3 separate regions of the Mus musculus genome follow, and all the other regions are linked to region 2. A link is a loop called in an ENCODE intact Hi-C map of the cell type or tissue named here. Cell type or tissue: left cerebral cortex. All regions are shown on one strand.

Region 1 (2,500 bases), 92 kb before region 2:
AAACAAACAAAAAAACCCCGAAAACTTTGCAATGTACTCTTAGGAAGCCACTTGCCTGCGCCAGTCCACAGGCTCAGACTGTCAGTGGGCGGAAGCTGAGGTTATAACAGAGACTTGGCTCCCATTTTGCTTACCTGATGACTGTACCCATGTATCTACCAAATGCTTGGTTCATGGCTCCATTTGCTCCTTTACGATAAAAACTCACGCCAGACCATGGGATCTGAATTATCTAGGGCTGTGTTCTTAAGGCCATGGCCATTCATATTTGGCTCCAGAATAAGCGATCCCTTATTCCTGTTGATGTGAGAGCCATGTTTTTGTGTTGGTGTTATGTTTGCTCCCTCGCTCACGTCACCTAGAGAGCCCACCCTAACGCATCTCTGCACACACACTGCCCTGCCATCCTGATCCAGTATAACAGTCATGAAGGGGTGTGTGTGTGTGTGTGTGTGTGTGTGCTGTGTCTTCCCTCTTGTTGCGTCTACATCTATGTTCCAATGTGACATCTCCACGCCTCTCAGCATTTCACATTTTTTAAAAAAGATTTATTTACTTATTATACGTAAGTACACTGTAGCTGTCTTTAGACACTCCAGAAGAAGGCATCAGATCTCATTACGGACGGCTGTGTGAGCCACCATGTGTTGCTGGGATTTGAACTCAGGACCTTCGGAAGAACAGTCAGTGCTCTTAACCGCTGAGCCATCTCTCCAGCCCCAGCATTTCACATTTAAACTATAGTATCTCTGTAACTCTCACACCCAATACCTGAACTTCATAGTAGCACAAAAATCCCTTGACTATAACTCCTTTTCAAGCACGAAGCTACAGTGCATCTCTGGCTGATTTTCCCTTGCTTTTTTCAACATTCCGTGTTTCCACGTAACTCTCAAGCTCTCTTGTGATTTCTGATGAAGCTTAATTCTAATTAACCACTTCCCTTCACAGTTAACTGCTGGCATTTATGACCAAATGGCTTTAGAAGGCATGCACTTTGAAGTAGAAGTGGCTTATGCTGGACTGTCCCATTTCCTGAGTGTCTAGCTTTTTGACACTGTGACATGGCACTGTCATCCACAAAGTTCACACGCTAGAAATGTACAACATCACGTCATAAGGGATGTTGACAGCTTTGTACTGGGCTGCACTGGTAGCCTTCCTGAGTTGTGTGCCGTGGCTAGGGTTGGACATACAAGACCCCTTCTGCAAGCTTGGCAAGGCTTTAGCCAGCAGGTGGCTCTGGTGCCTAACAGATAGTCCTTACTAATTGCGGAAGTTCCCTAGTTTGAACAAGCTGAGCTTTGCGGTTGGAAGAGCTCCAGGCTGGCTGGGGAGGTGTGGTAATGTGTGAGCAGGGGCGAGGAGGGAGGGTGTCCTTTTGCTGAGGACAGTGTGGAGAGAGATTTGGGGTGTCTACAGGGCCTGCTCTGAAAGGAGATGGAATTCCACTCTGGGGCAAACCCAAACTAAATAAATTTTAAGAAATGGTGAATTTCCTCTCACAGGAAAGGCTCCGAGGAAGCCCCGGAATGTTCCTATTAGCTTTCCATAGAAACAGCCGTCTGAGGAGCAGGGCCACCCAGGGGCTCTCTATATGAGCTACTGTGGTTGAAAGCCCTTTTAAAATTACCAAGTATTTAGTGCTCTCTCTATTGTGATGGTCCCAGCTTCATGATGGAGGTGCTCTTCAGTGCTATGCTTTGAGGCTCGTGTGTGTGTGTGTGTGTGTGTGTGTGTGTGTGTGTGTGTGTGTGTGTATGGGGGGGGGGTCTTCCCTGTCCCCAGATCTCTCTGGCCACGACAACTACATTGCCATCCCTACAGATTTGTCCACTGCCTCCCAAGAGTGCTTTATCTAGGTGGGTGCTCTATCAGCTGGCAGATGTTGGTCCTGATAGTCAGCCGACAGCCCCAAGTGATAGTCCTGTGGGGTGTAGCAGTGTAGACAAGAGGACTAGCCTAGCTTCTCGACCCTGCTCCACCACAAGCATGCAGTGAGCTTCTCCCTGAGAGGGCCCTGCCTGTGAGTGAAGGCAGGGTGCAGGCTGAGCCCTTGATTTCCCAGGAGCCGTGAGTCATGAGGCTAGAAATGAGACGGTGGCCTGAACTTCACCAAGCGCAACTGGCTTCTGTCTTATGAGCCAGAGTGAGTTGAGTCACACGTAGCAACTGTCTCTTCAGAACCTACTGTACCAGGAGCTCTAAGAAGACTCTCAACCTGGCTTTCAGGTTACAGAGGCCAGGGATTCTAATGCCTGGTTCCTCTCCTGCGCCTCTCACAAGTCTAAGCACCATCTGGCTCCTTCCTGACACCTCCTTATGGACCCTTTTCTCTGACAGTGCCGCCAGCAAATTAAAATAAATTCAAACATCATCATTATTACTACCACCACCACCACCACCACTACCACCTTCTTCTTCTTCTTCTTCTTCTTCTTCTTCTTCTTCTTCTTCTTCTTCTTCTTCTTCTTCTTCTTCTTCTTCTTCTTCTTCTTCT
Region 2 (2,500 bases):
CCCCACCCACCGCGCTCTGCGCCCCGCGCCGCGCACCCGCCGGGCAGCCGAGCCCCAGAAACTTTAGCACATGGCCGGTCCGCCGGCCGCTGTGGCCCGAGCCGCCCCGCTAGTGGCGTAGTCCCCGCCTCAGCTCCAGATCGCAGCTTACCAGCAGCCACCGCAACCGCAGCGGAGGGTCGCCTACCTGGCGGTGCGGAGAGTGGTGCGGACCAGCGTGGGAGGAGAAGGGGGCGGCGACGTCGGGGTCCCCGCAGGGGAGGGGCAACTCCGCGGTGGCAATAGCCACCCTTAAGGCATCCAGGGAGGGGACTGAGAACCAGCTGAAGGGTCTGCAGGCTCCGATAGGGGAGTGTCAGTGCGTTCCCCGCCCCTCGGCGCAGATGCTGACGACGCGCGCGGGCTTCCCTGGCCCGGGTCTGCGGAGCTAGCCCTGTTACCTAGCGACTCGCTCCGGGAAGCCCACGCTGACGCGCTAGGAGCTGGGCTGCGGCAGAGGGGAAGGGCGGGGAGGGAAGGGGAGAGAAGAGGAGGGATAAGGAGGGGAATGAAAGAGGAGAGGAGGGGAGCTCTAGAGGGAGAGGGGGCAGGGGAAGCTGGCGTTGCCGGCAAAAGCTCCTCCCTCTACCTCCACGTCGCTGCTGGGGAGTGGGCCGGGGAAGACGTGGCCTCTGCCTGGTCCCGAGGATTTGGAACCGGCTCCTGGGTGAGGGTGGATGGAGGGAAAAGGGTGATGCAGGTTCCCCTGTGCTGGGGTTACAGCAGCAGGTGGCGGCTATGTGGCTCATGGAGGCCTGCCGCTCACAGGAATGCAGAGATGAGCCAGTGAATGTGGCCTTGGGCGTGTGGGTGTGTGTGAGACGCCCCCACCCACAAGGAGTATTTGGAGACCCAGGAACCTGGGTGAGAGAGGCGCCACCCCTTTCCTGGCCTGCCTCTCTTCTTCCTGGACATTTTGTTCTTGCGCTGTGCTCATCATGGAAGCTCTGGACTATCTCACCGAGCTCCTCCTACCTCTCGGGGAACCAGAGGATGGCTGCTAGGTAGTGACAGCTTTGTTCCTCACCCCTTGATGCCCGACCAGTGACCAGGTGTCTAGTTTCAGGAGGTCAAAGACCTGCCTCCATGTGCCTTCCTCCTTAAGGATTTGCGGCCTCTCAGGCCAGACTGGGCCTCAGGCCCAGGCATGCCCAAATCTTTACAGCTTATAGGACGTTTCAAAGTAACTTAACATCCTAACCAAAATAGTCATCCCCGAAGGTCATAGCTAAGAACTGACCCCTGGGGTACCTAAATCTGAACACGCGTTTTCTGTAAAGTGTACTGTAACTAGGTTTTCTGTAAGGTGTCTCTTGGTTCTCCAGAACCTTTCCAAAATGCACCCCTAAGGCCCACAAAAGAGTCCTCGTCAAAGCAGACAGGGACCACAGCCTCCAAAGACGGTGAGGCAAACTTTCAAATGCAGTGGGTACCTCTAGGTAGAACCCAGACCCTTGGATTCAGCTGGATACAAGGACTCTGCCATGTCTAAAGGACCCTCAAACCTGCCAAGATCCTGCCCCTTCCTTAATGCCCCAGAACAGGAACAGCTGCCACCTCCCTGAGGACCGACCCAGCCTCATCCTTCACTCCCTCCAAGGCTGCTGTTGTCCTGGCTGGGGTGACTATGAGGAGGTGGAGGCAGAAGACCGACCTTCCAGAGAATCACACCTGCCCAGGACCCACATCCCAATTCTTAAGCCAGTATCTCTGCAGCGAGGAGCCCCTCCCTCCAGGAGGACTTTGAGAATGGGGGTGGGGGAGGGGTCGCTGAGGTTTTTGTTGTCAGAGTTGGCCCCAAAACAGGGCTTTTTCTCTGTTCATTTATTCTTCTATATTGTTGAACCCACTACTAGCCCTTCCAAATAGAAACCAGCACCCTCCTCCCTACAGCATTTTATTTTTCAACAGAAAACGGCTGTCATTCCTAGCCCCTGGGGCAACAGTTATGTTCTGACATTTCTCAGCAAGACTGGGAGCAGCACCTCTGAGTTTGCCCCCAGTTTTTATGGGTGACGCAGCTTTTCAACCGGCTTTCTTCAGCGCTAACTTCCCACTTGCAGGAATAATCTGACATGTCACTTGGTCAGGGAGTCCAGTACTTATAATACTCAAAACCTCAGAGAGTCTCTTCTATGCCCAGCCATTTGCAGGCCTCACTATTCCAGAAGACATAGAGATGGGGCAGGGGAGGTGGATGATTGATTAGGATTTCTGAGAGTCAGGGCAGGGGAGGTGGGTAATTGATTAGTTTGTCTGAGTCTCTGTCATAGTTTTTAGTATCATAGGAAAAAAAAACCTAGTTCATTCATGGTGTGTGTGTGTGTGTGTGTGTGTGTGTGTGTGTGTGTTATATGGTGCAGGTATGTGATCATATGCTGTATGCATATGGCATTGCATGTCCACATGTATGCAGAGGCCAGAGGCTGATTGGTCAATGCCTGGTGTCTTTCCTCCAATG
Region 3 (2,500 bases), 280 kb after region 2:
CAGTAGGGCCGTAACCATCATCGTGTGGAGAGAAACCAATAGTCTTGTTGACAGTTTGGGTTATTTGGGGTTTCCATGGGACCGCTTTGGCCAACAACTCAATTAGATGTAACCCACTAGAGGTTTCCTTTGGTGTCTAGTTGGGGCTTTGTCTCCCCCATTATTTGATGACTCCAATCTAGGTTTCTCCCATATGTGTATATATATTTAAGAAACGCCTACTATATCAGGTTTTCCCACAACCCCTCATATGGTCTTAAATATTAGCAGCCCTACTTGTATTCACTTCCTTTCTCCCCCCTCCCCCTCCCTCCCTGCTCCACTGACCCTTCCATTCCTGCTGAGTCTGTGTCCCTATGTGTATGTGTGTGTGTGTGTGTGTGTGTGTCTCTATGTGTGTGCATGTGTGTCCCTGTGCATGTCTGTGTGCCTGTATCTGTGTGTCTCCCTGTGTGTGTGTGTCCATGTGTGTGTGTCTATCCAAGTGTGTATGTGTCCCTGTGTGTGAGTCCATGTGTGTGTGTGTCCCTGTGCATGTCTGTGTGTGTCTATATCTGTGTGTGTCACTGTGTGTGTATCCATGTGTGTAGGTGTGTGTCCCTGTGTGTGTGTGTGTGTGTCCCTGTCCACCCATAACTACCTAGTCTACTTCCCTTTTTAGGGAGACCCTTACTATGTCTCCATACCTAACCTCTGTGGCCACATGTATTGTAACCCCTGGGGAAGAACACTGTGAATTCCAGCTATCCTACCTTACCTAATAGAAGCTGGCTCTGCCCAGTACCCAGGCTCCTCTCTTCGCCCTCTACTCTTCTCTATAAACCTCGGTGCTTGCTGTTGCTGTAAGAAAAGCAGATGCTCTTTATTGCCTTTGTCTCTGGAGCAGTCTTTAACAGGAGCTATCAACCATCTTTCATTGTACAGGTCAGGAAACTGAGGCCCAGAGAACTTGAGTAACTTATTCACATTAAGCAGCAGCCAGTTTTCCATCCACAACCTTCCTCCCCTGTCCCCAGAACAACTCTCAGCCCGGAGAGAAAACCAGACACTGGTCTGTTACAATGCCTGAGACATACCATGCATTTCTGATGAAACTGATATCAAAACCCACTCCCTGCTCCCCAATCGTCTCAGAGCAAGATCTGCTTCCATGAGAGGAAACACAGATGTGCTTCAGGGGAAAATGAAAAGTGGCCTGATTTGCTTTTCACATAAAGTGTTCTAAGAAATGTGTCTTAATATACCAACTGCAGAAAGAGAGCCAGGTGGGAGCCACCTGAGCAGACGAGGGCTCATTTTGGAACCAATGGCGCCATCTTCTGGTATTCTATGGTATGACACCCCGTGACACCAGACCCAAGCATCTCAGACACCCTTGAAATATTCCATTGATCTTCTATTTTGGTGGATCAAATTAAAACTATGTAAGTATTAATCCACCTAGAATTAAACTTTTTAAATTTTCTTTTTCTTTTAGGGTTTTCTTTTTTCCCCCTGAGATGGGATTTCTCTGTGTAGCCCTAGCTATCCTGGAACTCCCTAAGTAGACCTGGCTGGCCTCCAACTCAGATCTGCCTGCCTCTGCCTCCCAAAGCTGGGATTAAAGGTGTGCCACTACTGCCTAGAAACAATTTTTAATTACTTAAAATATGTATATCGATTCCTAATGAGACAAGACAGACATGTTTACTGCTCTTCTGTAAGTTCTGTGCAGTGAAGGCCTAGCTGTGCCATTACACACACACACACACACACACACACACACACACACTTATTTTGTTAAACAAGAACTACTGCAGAAGGCTGCCGGCTTGGCCTGGGCTCCCTCCCTGGGCTTCCAAACCATGAAGAAGCCACATGGAGTCATTCACACCAATGTTTTCTGTCACCAAAGAAAGCTCGGTTACCTGACCTGAGGGACCCAGGGATTATGTAAGACAGGAGCTAAGTTCCCAAGCACCATGAGGCAAGTTGGCACAATACTGACGTTCTCTGCCTTAATCCTTCCCCAAAAAGTAAGCCGATTGTTGCCGGAAATATTTTTAAAAAGAACCAGCCGAGCCGGGCGTGGTGGCGCCCGCCTTTAATCCCAGCACTTGGGAGGCAGAGGCAGGCGGATTTCTGAGTTCGAGGCCAGACTGGTCTACAAAGTGAGTTCCAGGACAGCCAGGGCTACACAGAGAAACCCTGTCTCGAAAAACCAAAAAAATAAAAAAATAAAAAATAAATAAATAAAGAACCAGCCAACTCTCCCTCGCTCCTGCCGCTGCCACCAACTCTCTGGAGCTAGCCCCCAGGCCAGATGATCTCACTTGCTCCATCTCTCGCCCGTCCAACTCTCTGACTCCGCGAGGTCACAGGGCTCCCGCCCAGCCATTTCTAGGACAGGGGCCCCGTGTTCCTCTTGCTTCGGCGCACTGCCCCCAGGCACCCCTGCTTAGCCATCTCGACACCTAATTATCCAGTAGAATTAAGCTTACAGTTAACCAATTAGATTTAT

The links. Hi-C counts contacts between places; a loop is a spot of excess contacts. Peaks named below come from ENCODE experiments on the same cell type or tissue, not always from the same donor. Only the 100,000 strongest peaks of a DNase experiment are listed, where the experiment ranks them.
Region 1: a loop joins it to region 2, with 2.5 times the contacts of the local background. A loop is called at or near these places in 3 of 42 quality-filtered maps.
Region 3: a loop joins it to region 2, with 2.2 times the contacts of the local background. A loop is called at or near these places in 2 of 42 quality-filtered maps.

Annotation. Positions count from the first base shown.
Region 1 is chr12:105,426,338-105,428,837 of GRCm38, reverse strand. No RefSeq gene overlaps it. Among named protein-coding and RNA genes, the nearest start is that of Gm46376, 24 kb to the right of the region's middle. In left cerebral cortex, a CTCF peak has its summit at 1,225 (motif pointing right); DNase peaks (open chromatin) are centred at 1,268 and 2,099.
Region 2 is chr12:105,334,645-105,337,144 of GRCm38, reverse strand. It overlaps Tunar (Tcl1 upstream neural differentiation associated RNA), which reads right to left and starts at 551. Exons shown (of 3, transcript NR_045047.1): 1 at 188-551. In left cerebral cortex, no CTCF peak of the experiment used is centred here; DNase peaks (open chromatin) are centred at 468 and 941; H3K4me3 peaks cover 978 bases.
Region 3 is chr12:105,049,912-105,052,411 of GRCm38, reverse strand. Gm31884 (a long non-coding RNA gene) reads right to left here. Exons shown (of 3, transcript XR_872957.1): 2 at 758-840; 3 at 1-43. Among named protein-coding and RNA genes, the nearest start is that of Gm31884, 3.3 kb to the right of the region's middle. In left cerebral cortex, a CTCF peak has its summit at 1,332 (motif pointing left); a DNase peak (open chromatin) is centred at 1,318.